Regions from separate parts of the Homo sapiens genome. Here region 2 is linked to region 1. The links are chromatin loops, found by intact Hi-C in ENCODE. Cell type or tissue: IMR-90. All regions are shown on one strand.

Evidence for each region. A loop is a pair of places that touch in the nucleus more often than their neighbours do. Peaks named below come from ENCODE experiments on the same cell type or tissue, not always from the same donor. Only the 100,000 strongest peaks of a DNase experiment are listed, where the experiment ranks them.
Region 2: a loop joins it to region 1, with 11 times the contacts of the local background. A loop is called at or near these places in 17 of 110 quality-filtered maps.

What each region holds. Positions count from the first base shown.
Region 1 is chr7:18,587,813-18,595,812 of GRCh38, reverse strand. HDAC9 (histone deacetylase 9) reads right to left here. Exons shown (of 26, transcript NM_178425.4): 4 at 5,327-5,477; 5 at 4,171-4,297; 6 at 1,784-1,905. Among named protein-coding and RNA genes, the nearest start is that of HDAC9, 96 kb to the right of the region's middle. In IMR-90, a CTCF peak has its summit at 4,863 (motif pointing left); a DNase peak (open chromatin) is centred at 4,862; H3K27ac peaks cover 158 bases.
Region 2 is chr7:19,660,683-19,668,682 of GRCh38, reverse strand. LOC105375180 (a long non-coding RNA gene) reads right to left here. Exons shown (of 5, transcript XR_007060245.1): 5 at 1-512. Among named protein-coding and RNA genes, the nearest start is that of MIR3146, 41 kb to the left of the region's middle. In IMR-90, a CTCF peak has its summit at 3,071; no DNase peak of the experiment used is centred here.

The DNA.
Region 1 (8,000 bases):
TATCAGATTTTCTCACTGGGTGCTTAATGTTCCCAAATGCCACTTCTTTTCAAAGTCAGTTATCAGTTCTGCAGTCAGTTTTCAATCTCCCAGTGGTAAGGATATATTCAAAGGCTCTGTGCTCAGCAGGATAGAAGTCTTTCTCTGTGAATGTAACTATATCACTCATCAGTAACCTCCTGCCATAAGGGGAATCCATATTTTTCTTTCCTTTTAGTAACTCCTTAGATTCTTGAATGCCATTCACTGCCCTAAGACCTGGGGTAGTATCTGCATAATCTCAGTAAATAGCTCCTACTCATGCTACTCACAAATAAATGTCAAGCCTGCAGATCAAAGTCCCCACATTCTAAAACTCCTGTCCTTTATGGATCACTTTTCATAAACTATACTCATGTTTTAGAAATAACATAGAGGCTCACATTTTGCTTTCTTTCATCCTAGAAAAGTTTATTTATAAGACACTCTGATTTGCAGATAATAGGGTGGAATTCTGATGCAATACATAAAACTCAATTATCCTTGCCTTTGCATAGCCTTCTATTAAGGTATTTTATAATACTTATCATCTTTTAGTAGAAATGCAAAAATATTTGGGCTATTTAAATTAAAAAGCCACAGGTTGTTTTGCAATAGTTAAACATCCTTTCCTAGTGCCTTCAATATATGCTAGATGGCGAATAATAAATTCTTATTCATAACTGATTTTATTTTAAAATCTTCATTATGCCACAGGTAAATTATATGACAAAAAATAGCTTCGGCATGTGTTTTTACAATCTATATTCATTTTAATTTCTCAAAATTGCTTGGGAAAATGAATATAATTATTTGAAATCATTTTCACTCTGCAGATTTCATATATAAAACAAATAAATCTATACTTCTTCAAGTAGATCTGAGTCAAATACAATAGACCAAGCTATCTTACATGAATATCTTTTCAGATCAGTTGTGGAGATAAACATTTTTAAATTTACTACTGTCTCTAAAGAACTATATTTGGCAAACAACGTTGAGATTTAGAATAGAATGTACACAAATGCTATTTATATGTATATCTAGTTAAACATTTATTATAGCAGTAAAAGCATATAAGACATTAAATATATACATATCAGAATGCTCAGAAAGGAGATGAAGATGGAACAGCAAATACAATCCTTAGAGCCACAGAACTGTTTACTAAATTCTAAATAAAAGCTTAATTGCGCTATTTCCCCTAACTTCATGAGATTATCAGATATAATTTCACTCTGAGTTCTATTATAATCCATGAGATATTAGGCTAGTCACTTACTCAGAAGGTAGCTTTGGCCTTACCTGCTTTCACCACAAAAACAATTAAAATTTAAGGTTTGTAAAATATTTATTGGAAAAATTAAACTTTATTATTCTCGTTTTTGTGGTAAATGGTTGAGGTACAGCAGAAAAACAGGACAATGAAAGATATTACAGAGGCCCTATCTAATGGAGAAGAGTTAGATTTTCCGAGATACGAAATTTTTATTTTTATTTATTCCTAGTAAGAAAATAATTTGGCTAAAGTTCAAATATGATAAACTTTTAAACTGAAAAAGAGATATTTTGATTATGTCATGAATCAACTGATGCAGAAATAAGTAGGGTATGTGTGTGCATTGTTTGCTTATGCTGGGGGCAGGGGTGGGGAGGTATATTATCTACGACTCAAATCCTTTGACTTTCTTCTAGAGGTGTGGCAAAATGAAACTTACAGGTGTGTTACAGAAGAGCAAACAGAGTTCCTGTTAAACCAACTTACCAGTTTTTCGAAGGGGGAAATCATCCTTTGCATCTTGTGCTCCTGGTAATGTGTACTTGTAGGATGGAGATGTTCCACTAAGGGGTGGAGAGCTTTGATCCAATGATGTGTGGTGGGCAGCCCTAGAAAAGACAAGGAAGTTTCACTATTTACTTGGTAGTTTTTACTGCATATTGGTCAGCAATAATCAGCTGCACACGCTGTACACGTGCCTCAGCTATGTTTATGCTCTTTCTCCTTAGTGTATACAAACCATAGCCTCACATAACCAAGTTCACTGTAGCAGTATGCTATGGAATGATGCAGGGATCCTAAGGATGTCCAGCATGTGTTTGGTCATACAGTCACATAGAAAGTTTGCTTCACTAAAATAATTTACCAAGAGTCTGAGCTTTTGACAATTTGAGATTACTGCCTATGTTCTCTTAAGAGCCACCCTAGGGGAAAAGTCATCATCTCAATCCTTTCTAGTCAACAGTATAAAACAATCAAGGTAATAGTAAACATACGCAAGGACTTCATTTTAAAAAATTGCTAGATAGTACATGTGAGTACATGAGAGTAGCCTTTTTTACTGAAAAGACAGGATTGTGCCAACGGACTCCCATCTCCTGACTTCTGGGGCAGTTTCAGTAGTAAAGAATGGGGATCACATTCTTTAATATGAAACCAATTTTTTTAAATGTTTTCTTTTTCCTGGGTGAATACAATCTAAGAGATGCAACTGTGCTGCTGGAGAATAGTTTATAGGACTGAATATTGACTATCTAGTAGATATAAATATCTATAATTACATATGTAATGAAAACAATGAACAGGACATAGTATCACCATCACAATGATTGTTCTACCAGTATTATTTATTTAAATCATATATTCTTAAGACTTTATTGGTTTAAGGATATTTCTTCTAGCTATAACTGGCAAAAATGGCATTAAATTCAGATTCTATAAATTAATCGTTTGTGGTTATCTGCAGTTGGACTCTACTGAAGTTCAATTTCATAAAAACAAGGTAAATACTGCTAAGTAACATGTGAGAGCTATGCTTAATATTACCTAAGAGAACAGCTAATGAACTTTAACCGACAAATTCTTTGCATGTAGCTGTTTCTCATTTAATGCTATTATCTTTTCTTAGAACAGACTTTAATTTTGAATTATGAATTAGCTATAAATTATGTGTGTAGTTTTAGGTAACAAAATCGTGTTTCTTTTTAAATCATTCGTGATATTGATTGAATATTTGAAATTGTTTTTCAGAGATTTGTTTTTCATGTCAACTGATATACATGACAGAAATTATGAAAATCATTAAAAAGTATTTATAAAACATTATGGTATCTGTCTGTTACCTGTTTTGGGATGCAGAGAAGGGCGGATACCTATAAAATAGCCTTATAAGTACATTAACTCTTTAAATAGAACTCCCAGGCTGCTTACAATATTAATATAACAGAGTAATCAAGTACTATTCCTATCTTTAATGGTGTGAGGGATTGAAAAATATATAAGTGTAAAAATATATGGTCATTTGGCAAACACTTCTAAGAAAGAAATGAAACTATTATCTATTAGTTTATTATCCATATATGATTTGCCTATCAGTTCTTTGCCCTGAGTTTTAAAATCACCACATCCTCTATATTTTATTGAAATATTTGTGTATTGGACTTACAGAAATACAGTTCTATAAAAACCACAATACCACAGTGTATTATGTTGTCAGGTTGTGTGTCAGGAGCCAAGCTATTATTTTGCTGTCTGGGAAGAAATGAAGTGAGGTGGGCAGGGGTAAACTATTCACTGAAGACTTAGAGTTATTTATTTAGCAACCTCTCAACTTCCCTTCCCTACCCTCCCTTATCTTCCTTTCTTCCTTCCTTTTTTCTTCATTTGAGACAAAATTCTACTAGATTTTTGAAAATAGCTCTGACCTCCATCTTACACCAAGTCAAGTGTAATAAAATCACAATCTGCTAAACCTTTTGAAATTACTATATAGATACCAAATGCACCAGTTGAGAATGGAAAAATGCAAAATACAAATTTCTTTGCCCACCTCACATTTGTCAGTTATTCATTCATCAAAGAACATATATACTTCCTTGCCCTCAAGTTGATAAATGCTACCATTTATTTAGCACTTCTCTCTGTTATGTACCTTACCATGTTATTTTATAGGACCGTGCCAGCAACCCTAGAGGGCATGCACTATTATTTTCCTCTTTTTATGGAGAAGGAAACTGATCCTTAGAGAACTGAAGGAACTTGCCCACAGCCAGACAGCTGAGAAATGGCAGGCTAAGGATGTGTACCCAGGTCGGCTAAATACAGAACCTGTGTTCTTTACCCCAGGAATGAAAACAGCCAAACACTGAACATACGTGTACCAGAGCTTGGGATGGCGGCTCACGGAATGATTTTTTCCATTAGTTGGAGTGTCTTTCGTTGCTGATTTACTCAGTAGGAACTCTTGAAGCTTCTGCTTTACTTCTGTACTTGCCACTGCCCCTGAAATACACACACACACACACACACACACACACACACATACACACACAGAAACAGATGTTGATGGTGAGTTTTGTCCTCTCATGCCTCTAGAATATTTGACAAAGATTAAGAAGTAAAATCGCTGGTCACAGCACATAAAGTTTTCCTATTAAAAGAAGAAACCACAGTCCAAATATGCTTTAGAAAATAGTACAGTAATGCTTTATAAATACTACTTAAATTGCAAATTTTCAAAAGACTTTCAGCTATTTCTTTAATTACTTTTGCAAAGAGGGAATTCCCAAAATCAACTTTTTTAAGTTTAAAAAATACTGCAGAGGAACAAAACACTGTATTTTAATAATCAAGTTATCTTGAGGGATTAGATCCATATTAAATCCCTTAAACACATTAAAATAATCTTTTCTGAGTTGCTAGTTTGAAAACCTTAGTTTTTAAAAAAACCCTTTGAGCATTAAACAAATAAATATTGCTGACAATTCCAGTTCAAGTCATCAAATTTTAAACTTTGCTACGACCTGATTTTGAACTGACCTAATACAGGGGAATTATTTGGATCTGTCTCCCTCTTGTGGATAGTTCTTTTGCATGTGTTATGTCTTAAATCTTCTCAAAGTTTGAGTATGCCAAAACTAAATGGAGGCAAGGCTTTACTTAGAGAGCAATTATTACTTGGCCAGGAGTAAGGAAGGCATAGTCAGGAGATGTGGATACAAGCTGATTATTAAACAAGATGGCATATATTAGACTGCTTTAGAATTACATTATTTTTAAGGTTCAAAACAACAGAAATCAGCACCTTTGCCAGATAATGTTACGTTTGCTTCTTGAGACGCTCTGCAGACTCAATGATGTGAGCTGGTATGTAAATGTCAAAACTTTACAGTTGGGTCTGTAATCTATGCTTTTAATTAAACACAGATAATTTTGACGAGTCTAACCGCACTCTTTATCAGGCTTTGTTCTGAATAATGATCAGCTAACGATGAGGAAAGAGAGTCCATCGTTTACCCTGGTGCCTCTTACTTTCTCGTCCTCTATCTTTGCCTCTGAGAGGAGGAAGCTGCTGTTCTCTGCGATGCCTCTCTACTTCCTGTTCTTGCCTCTGCTGCTCCAGTTTCTGCTCCTTTTCTAGGAGTTCTTGTTGCTGTTTTATGGCTAGAAGTTCCTGTTGCAACTTGCGAGAAGAGAAAGACATGAGAGTGTGCAATTTCTTTAGGCTTCATAGTCATCACTGACCAAAACTGAAATGTTATGAGCTTTTGGAACTTGTTTGTATTTAGTTCATATTTGTACCCACTTTTTCTGTAAATCATTGAAATCTAAGGACAAGCAACTAATGCAGTGAAGGTCTTAACGTCATCAACAGGCAAGTTTTAGGTAGCTCCATTATCTGTGCATCCCTATCAAAACTAACTGTTAAATTCACTCAGGTCTTCCCATTTCCTTTAATTAAATCTTTAGTTCCCTTAATGACTTTTCTTTGAACATACAAACAGGAAAAGGTAGGGACTGCCCAGAAGCCTATTTTACAAAGTCCCTCACATTATAAATGAACAACTGAAATCTTCCATTCTTAGCCTAAAAAATGGTGTAAAAATAATCAACGCAAATACAGAATGGTGAGATATTAAATTAATTTGGGGGAAGTTTACCTGAAGTAAACAAATGCTAAAAATTTCAAAATCTTACAGAGCAAGTTCTCAATAGACTAATGCAATGTATATATTCATAATATGTAGAATATATTATATACATATAGTCTCTCAAAATATCAAAATAGCAGAAGCTTTATTCTTTCATTCAGCACATAAAAGCTTTTAGATTAAAGACACTGGTCAAGAAGAAACCACTTCCACAAAACTTCATTTTAATGCACTATTGTTTAGCTTTCTGAATCCCTTGAATTCACTCTCAAACAATGAATGACATGAATATGATGCATTCTTGCACTCTTTTTTATTTTTATTTTTATTCTTGAGACAGGGTCTCACTCTGTTGCCCAGGCTGGATTGCAGTGGCACCATTATAGCTCACTGCAGCCTCAATCTCCTGGGCTCAAGCGATACTCCCACCTTAGCCTCTTAAGTTGCTAGGATTACAGGCATATACAACCACTCCTGGCTAATTTTTTAAAATTATCATTTTTAGTGGAGACAAAGTCTTGCCATGTTCCCCAGGCTAGTCTCAAACTCCTGGCCTCAAGTGATGCTCCAACCTTGGCCTCTCTAACTGCCGGGATTACGGGTGTGAGCCACCTTGCCCAGCCTGAAGCATTCTTTTTTAATAGCCATCTTGAGATGTCTATTTCCACTCAGACTGAGAAATATATATCTATGAACTATAGTAAATGTGCACACTGAGGAGTAACTAAAGACCTTGAGTTCTCCTTAGGTTCTGACATTAGTAGATATGAAATCCGGACAAGTTACTAAACTACTCGGAGCCATACTTCCTCATATGTAAGAGAGAGAATATCTCTCTTCAGCCGCATATTCATAACGTACATAAAATTTAGTTTTTAAGTTTGAACCCTACTGATTTTAATTATTATTATTATAGGTTGGGCATCCCTAATCTGAAAATCCAAAATCCTAAATGCTCCAGCATCTGAAATAGTTTGAGCACTGACATGATGCCACAAGTGGAGAATTCCATACCTGACCTCATGTGATGAGTTCCAGTCAAAATGCAGGCACACAGCACAAAGTTTAGTCAGCTTCACCATGGGAAAAAAGACCCTTCCAGCCCCCTTTCAGCTGCAATATATTTTTTTCACACACGCCCAGATTCCCCCACATAAGCACACCCACAAAAGATAACAAAATGGTGTGTGTGTGGGCAAGACATGCCAATGGCATGTTCCTCACATTCAGACTCAGCAACAACAGTGATGCCAAACAACCAGAGATTGTCCACATGGGTGGCTGAGACAATGACACCTTTCCTTTCTGATGGTTCAATGTACCCAAACTTTGTTTGAAGCACAAAACTATTGGAAATATTGTATAAAATTACCTTCAGGCTATGTGTATAAGGTGTATATGAAATATAAATGAATTTTATATTTTTGACTTGAGTCCCATCTCCAAGACTCTCATTATGTACAGATATGTAAATATTCCAAAATCCAGAAAAAAAAATCCAAAATCTGATATATTTCTGGTCCCGGGCATTTCAGATAAGGGATACCCAACATGTGTTTGTAACTTTCAATACTAATGAAATTAGTAAATTTTGTTTTTTACATTAGGTGCCTAAAACTCTTGATTTTACACCAAAAAGTAATAGAACAAAAATAAAAAGCTATTATATGGAATGGCATCAGAGTCACTCTGGAGCAACAGGAAGCTAACTCTGTATATCAACCATAATAGCCTTATTACTCCCAGAAGGACATAGTTAGAAGCATTTCTGGTTACTCTTCATATTAAAATCTTTGGTGTTTTGGCTTCAATACACTCCCTTAATGGGTGTTATTATTCCATTGTAATGAAATAATATTCCATGGTAGCAGAAGGAATGCTTAAATTCTGCCTTACTGTTAAATTCTATATAGATACTTGGGTTGGTCAAATTAATTTGGTGCTTCACCCAAAGCCCCAATGTATTTGAACTTTAATCTTTCATAGGAATCTAGAAAAGCACACAATTTAATTACCACTACTATTCATTATCAAAGATTGCATGAATGAGGTTT
Region 2 (8,000 bases), 1.1 Mb before region 1:
TTGTTAGAAACGTTAAATTCAATATATTCTTCTTATAAGTTTTATTCTTTCTCTTTTCTCATGCACTACTTAAAAAAAAAATAAAATACACAGTGTTTTAACACATCCAAATTCTCCATCAGTGAGAAAATGAATGAATGTATGTTGTGCATATATATGTACAATAAAGAAAATTTTGATAATTTCTCCCCAGTTCTCGTGACCATTTTCTGCACCATTAGGTACTCAAAGAAATGTAGTTAAGTCTAGTGCCTAATTTTACAGGCTCAAGCACACTTCTTTCAAGCTCTGCAATCACTTTTCAAATAGTACAATATTATATTAGTTCTTTCTTGCACTGTTATAAAGAAATACCTGAGACTGGGTAATTTATAAAGATAAGAGGTTTAATTGGCTCACAGTTCTGCAGGCTGTACAGGAAGCATTGTGGCTTCTGCTTCTGCGGAGGCTGGAGGAAACTTCCAGTCGTGGTGAAAGGCAAACAGGGAGCAAGGCACTTCAGAAGGAAAAGGCTGGAGCAGAAGGAAGAGAGAGATGGGAGAAGACGCTAGACACTTTTAAGCAACCAGATCTCATGAGAACTCACTCACTATCAGGAGAACAGCACTAAGCAGGATGGTGTTAAATCATTCATGAGAAACCACCCCCATGAACCAATCACCTCCCACCAGGCATCACTGCCAACATTGAGGATTATAATTCTACATGAGATTTGGGCGAGGACACAGATCAAAACCATATCAAATGGTCTTGAATTCATCTAGATTAGGAAAATCTTCACTCTTCCTGAATTTCAAAAAGTTTTTCAAAATAATTCAGTCATTATTTCTTTCCTTATGTTTAGTTTGAACTCTTAGAAAATGCCATTTCATTTTTCCTCCAGTTTGAATTCTATTTTTTAATTTTTTTTGAGATGGAGTCTCACTCTGTTGCCCAGGATGGAGTGCAGTGGTGCTATCTCGGCTCACTGCAACCTCTGCCTCCCGGGTTCAAGCGATTCTCCTGCCTCAGCCTCCCGAATAGCTGGGATTACGTGCCCATGCCACCAGTCCTGGCTAATTTTTGTATTTTTAGTAGATACAGGTTTTTGCCATGTTGGCCCGGCTGGTCTCAAACTTCTGACCTCAGGTGATTTGCCTGCCTTGGCCTCCCAAAGTGCCAGCATTACAGGCATAAGCCACCATGCCTGGCCCAGTTTGAATTTTAAATGTAAGGATGGTTTTCCTAACAAAATGTCTTATGTACTATACTCTGTATGAATGCATTGTTAATTAAAAGAGGACTTGATACCAGCTCTTTGAGATGGGACCCAGAAGATCCCAAGGTTGCTGATCGTAGCTGTCCTCATTTATAGCAAGATTCTTTCTACTTGGACAAGCTACTTTAAAGTAGAGGTGGCAATTTTGATTTTTTTGTTTGTTTGTTTTTACAAACTGTTTAGATCATCTCCAAAGGGATTTTCAGTTTTCCTAAAAATAGCAACTTTAGGGAAATTGTGAAATCATGATGCTTTCCTAAAAGGAGATATTCTACATTCCATATCACATCTTTCAGACATGTTTGAAAATTTCGATAAATATGTCATTAAACGATCCATTAAGTAAAGTTATTTTCTACCCTTCAGCTTTTCCTCTAAGGGGTTTTCAAGATAGTCCATTTAGGTTAAGCAAGTACTTGTCAGGTAAGTCAGGGTGTAATAACGAAGTATTTTTAGCCCAGGAGACTCCCACTGGATCTTACTCAATTTGTTCATCTTGGTTTTTATTACGACATTTAAAATCAGACTTAATATTTTTTACAAGGCTAATTTATACTGACCTAAGATAAAGCTTACCTTTTAATTCTTGCACTGTTAGACTCATTGTTGGACTCAGACATTTACATATATACATACATAGTCCAAGTGTTTTTAAAACTTCATTAATAACAGCAATATCAGCTTAATCATTCATTTAAAATGTTATTTCTCATTTGTTTGTTAAAAAAATTAGTCCTTCTCAGATAATTTTTAAAATTCGCTTAGTTTTGTAAATAAGACACTTTGTCCTTGCTATGCAAATGGAAAGATTGCATGAAGGAGTGCATGGGTGTGAGCCTTGGCAGAATTAGGTTCAAACCTTTGGGTGGATTACTTAATTCTGAACCTCTGTTTTCTCATCTCTCAAATGGGGACAATAATATTTGTCTTGTAGGGATGTTAAAGTTCTAGAAATAGTATAAGAAAAGGAATCAGTCAGTGGCTGGCAGTAGTTGTTGGCCCACAATTAATGGCAATAATTTGAAACCAATAACTTCTACAACCCACAGATTTAATTTTTTTCCCTGAAAGAAAACTCAGCTCTCTTAACAGGTATTCTTTCTTTAGTCTAGCATCCAAGAAAAATTTGTTTATGCAGTATATATTTATGTTAGAGATTGTATTCCTTAAAAAAGAAAAAACAAAACAAAATAATAATTGATATTTATAAAAACACCCTTAAAACTTCTAGATATTTTTACTATTAAATTAAAAATGATTAATATCAGATTTTAAAATGGTAATGGCTATCAACATTTCCAGAATAACTTTTTCTTCCACTTTTCTTTTAAATATTGGATTTCTTTTCACTGTAAACATAATACCATTGTTATCAAGTACGTTTTTCCTTATGGTGTATAAAATTATTTATATTATATGATATATACATATACATTTAGTTTTTAATTTGAAATTTTCTAAGATTTCTTCTAGTCTATGCCTTGGTTTTCCTTAGAGAAAACTAACCCAGCACTTGTGTTTTTAATTTAAAATGTATTTTTAATCAAAATATGCATATTAAAATTAGTCCATGATATTACCTAGTATCAGTGTTTTGTTCTTCTCAAAGTTTTTTTTTCTTCAAATTAGGTGAAATTTTGCTCTTGAGTAGTCAATAGTTGAGAAGTCATTATTTAAAAATCAATACATTTTCTGGTATTTCTTCAAAGAGAGAAAGTCAAGGAAAAGCTTCTATTTCAGAGTCAATAGATTTGTAATCATTTATTTGTTGTTGAAGGAATTTCTATGCATTTTTCATACTCTACCACAAGGTGGAGTATTGCTTTAAATATTGGACCTTTTTACCCCATGTGTTCCCAACTAGACTAATTCTATTATGTAGGTAAACGGTGAAATAAAATTTTGGTGAATGTTAACAGAACTTTGGGCAGTAAAATTTTGATCACTAAAGGATTCACCTGATAACTACTAAGGTATATTAAGAAAAAAAGCCATAAATATTGCATTCAATGGCCCTCAACAGAAGAAAGCAAATTTATTCCACTGTAGGGACTTTATGACATAAGTCTTGAAATGATATTTAACTTTCATATATCTTTTTCCTCAAAGGCAGGAGTGTCATAGCCTACTGTTTAGATAATTTACTTCTATTTTGTATATATGCATTAATTGTGATAATGTAGTCTGTGCTGAAGAGCATTCATTGAATTCCATTACATTGTTTTGAAATGACGGCTGTGCTACTGAATTGCTTTAGAATCATGCTGAAAACTTACCAGAACAAAATTTTTTATTGACACTAAATAATTTCTAGCTGAGGTACAGTCAAAGGAAATCCTTCAATTACTCGATGCTGCTTTTAATTCAGAGCAAGCAGATGATCTCCCCAGAAGCTAAGGCTACTTGCAGGAATTTTTATGGATTTAACGGTCATGAGATTACATCTCTCTGACATCTCTCTGCCTTACCACTCTTGTTTGTAACTCTACAGGCTAATGGCAGGGGCTATGATAGGTAGCAACATAGATATAACAGAATCACAAATGACAGTTATTTATGAATGTGAAGAATGCATGCTTAAATAGTATCCAGTGGCTCACCTCTCAGACCTCTATGAGAAGACAAATGAAATGTTTGAAGTGCTGCACATGACTTAGACCAAAATGTCTCATATTCTCATTCAGACATATCTATTTTTTAAAAAAAATTTCAACTTTTGAACATTGGATGAAGAAGTAAAAAAGAAAAAGAGGATTTTTCCTAGCTCCTCAGCCCACCCCCAGCATGTATACAAAGCTAAGATTAAGACAGTAAAAAGACAAATTCTAATTTGGAAAGGTAAGGATGACATTTAAAGCCATTATTTCAAAATCAAAGAGATGTTTAATTTTTCTTTTTATAATTGCTGAATAGTAAGACACCAAACAGTTTATGTTTAGACCAAATTGTACTTTTTCACTGATGTGCAGTTCAAATAACATACAGTAAACCATTTTAAGTTGTACAATGCAGTGGCATTTAGTGTATTTGAAATGTTTTGCAACTACTTCCTCTTTCATTTTCAAAACATTACCACCTCAAAAAACACCTTGTAGCCATTACATGATCACTCAATATTCTCTGCTTTCTCTGTCCCCTAGCAACCAGAAATCTGCTTTCTGTCTGCACGAATTTGCCTCTTCTGTATATTCCATTAAAAAGACATAATATATAACCTTTCAAATCTGGCTTCTTTCATTTAGCATAATGTTTTCAAGGTTCATGCATGTTATAGCATGTGCCAGAATTTCATTCCTTTAAGGCTGAATAATATTCTATTGTATGTATATTACCACATTTTGTTTACATTCGTCTGCTAATGGACATTTGGCTTGCTTCCACCTTTTGTCTATTGTAAATAATGTGGCAATGAACATCGGCAAACAAAAACCTGTATCCTAGAAGTGGAATTGCTAGATCATATAGTAATGTTATATTTAGATTTTTGAGGAGCAGCCAAATCGTTTTGTACAATGGTTGCTTCATTTTACATGTCTACCAGGAATGTATGAGGATCCCAATATCTCTGTATCTTTGTCAATACTTATCTTCTGTTAAACAATTATATAATTCCTAATAGTTGTGAAGTGGTATCTCATTATGGTTTTGTGTTTTCTTAATGACTAATTATGTTGAACGTCGTTTCATGTGCTATTGGTCATTTGTATTCTTCCTTGAAGAAATGTCTGTTCAAGTCCTTTGTTCTGTTTTTAATTAGATTGTCTTTTTGTTGCTGAGTGTTAGGAATTCTTTGCATATACTGGATATTAAACCCTAATCAGATATGATTTGCAAATATTTTCTCCAATTCCGGAGGTTGTCTTTTCACTTTCTTGGAACTGTCCTTTGATGCACACAATTTTTTATTTTTATGAAATCCAACTTATCTTTTGTTGTTGTTGTTACTTGTGCTCTTGGTGTTAAATCTATGAATTCATTGCCAATTAGAAGTCATCAATTATTACTCCCAATGTTTTCTTCTAATAGTTTTAGAGTTTTGACTCTTGCATTTTGGTTGTTTTTCCATTTTGAGTTTGCATATGAAGTAAGGTAGGAGTCTAACTTAATTCTATAACATGTGGTTGCCCTGTTGTCTCATCACGTTATGGCAAGGAACTATTCTTTCCTCATTGAATGATCTTGGCACCTTTGTTAAAAATCAATTGTCCATAGATGTTCAGGTTTTCTTTGGGACTTTCAATTCTAGTCCATTGATGTAGATTTGTATCCTTATGCCAGTATCACATTGTTTTGAATACTGTAACTTTGTAGTAAGTTTTAAATCAGGAAGTGTGAATTCTTCAAGTCTGTTTTTCCCTTTATATATCATTTTGGCTATTTGGGGGTCCCTTGAAATTTCATGTGATTTTTGGAACTGGCTTTTCCATTTCTGCAAAAAAAAGGCAATAGGAATTTTGATAGAGATTGCATTGAATCTCTGTATCACTTTGTGGATATCTGTTGCCATCTTAACTGAATTAAGTCTTTCAGTCCATGAACACAGGGTGTCTTTCCATTTATTTAGGTCTTTAATTTCTTTCAGGAATATTTTGTCATTTTCAGTATATAAATCTTGCACCCCATTGTTTAAATTTCTTCTTTGGTATTCTTTTGGATGCTAATGTAAATATTATTATTTTCTTTATTTGACCTCAGATTGTTTATTGTAGGTGTAAAGAAACACAGATTTTTTAATAATGATCTTATAACACAACTTTGCTGAATTTGTTTATTAGCTCTAATAGGTTTTTTAAGGGGTTCTTTGGGATTTTCTATTTATTTCATCATCAAATAGTTTATTCATTCTTTTTTACTTGGATATCTTTTATTTATTTTTCTTGCCTAACTGGCAAGACTGGCCAGAACTTCCAGTATAATGTTGAAGGGCAGTGGTAAGAGTGGACATCCTGATGTTATTTCTAATCTTAAAGAAAAGCTTTCCATCATTCACCATCGAATATGATGTTAGCTGTGGGTTTTTTATAAATGCCTTTACCATGTTGAGGAAGTTCCTTGCTGTTCCTAGTTTGCTGAGTGTTGTTATCATTAAGGAGTGTCAGATTTTGTCAAATGCTGTTTTCGTGCCTATTGAAATGACGACAGGTTTTGGAGTCTTTTTCTCCCCGTTGGTTTTATAAATATGTTGCTTTTTATTGGCTGATTTTCATATGTTTGACCACTCTTTTACTTCTTGGAAAAATCAAACTTGGTGATGGTATATAAACATTTTAATGTACTGTTAAATTCAGTTTGCTAGTATTTTGTTGCAGATTTTTGGCTTTATTTTACTAATGGGTATTGGTCTATTTTTTTCTTTTCTTGTAATGTCTTTGTCTCATTTTAGAATCAGAGTAATGCTGGAATCATAGGATGTGCTAGAAAGTGTTTCCTCCTTTTCTATTTAGGAAGAGTTTGAGTAGGATGGGTGTTACTTCTCTATATATTTGGCAGACTATATCAGCAGAAGTTATCTGACTATGGACTTTATTTCTTGTGAGATTTTTGATTACTTACTGATTCAATCTTTTACTTGTCGGAGCAGTGTTAAGATTTTCTGTTCTTTCTGAAGTCAATTTTGATAATTTGTGTGTTTCTAGAAATTTGTTCCATTCACCCATTTATAAAATTGTTTAGCCTACAATTGTTCATAGTATCCTCTCAAAATATTTTTAATTTCTTAAGGTCAATAGTAATATCCCTACTTTTATTTCTAATTTGAGTGATTTATGTATTCTGTTTATTTTTCTTAGCTTGACTAAGAAATGCCAATTTTGTTGATCTTTTTAAAAAACCAACTTCTGGGTTTGTTGATTCTATTGTTTTTCTGTTCTTTATTTCATTTATCTCTGCTCAAATCTTTATTGCTGCTTGTTTGGGATATAGTTTTCCTTAGTTTTTAAAGCTCCTTAAGGTGTAAAGTTGGGTTGTTGATTTGAGCTCTTTCTTCCTTGTTAATGTGGATATTCATAGCTATATACTCCTCTCTAGGCATTGCTTTTGCTACATCCTCTGTTTTGATTTTTGTGTTTTAATTTCCATTTTCATTTATTTCCAAGTATATTCTAATTTTTCTAATGACTTTTTTTGACCCATTGGTAGTTTAAGAGCATGTTGTTTAATTTTCATTTATTTGAGAATTTTCATTTTCCTTCTGTTATTTATTTCCATCTTCACTCCACTGTACTTGGATAAGATACTAAACATAAATTCAATCTTTTAACATTTACTGAGAATATATTATAGCTGTAAATATTTATAGCCTGGAGAATGTTTTATGTGAACTCCGCTTTCATTGTGTGGTGTGTTTCTGTATACAGCTGTTAGGTTTAATTGGCCTATGGTGTTGTTCAAGTCTTCTACTGTTGATTTTATTTATAGATATTCTATCCATTCTTGAGAGTGGAGTATTGAAGATTCCAACTATTATTGCCAAATTATCTATTTTTTAAATTCAATTCTGTCAGTGTTTGTAAAATGGACCAATCAGCTGGATGTGGGTGGGGACAAATAAGGGAATAAAAGCTGGCCACTCCAGCCAGCAGCGGCAACCCATTCATGTCCACTTCCATGCCGTGGAAGCTTTGTTCTTTTGCCCTTCACAATAAATCTTGCTGCTGCTCACTCTTTGGGTCTGTGCCACCTTTAAGAGTTGTAACACTCACCACAGAGGTCTGTGGCTTCATTCTTGAAGTCAGCGAGACCA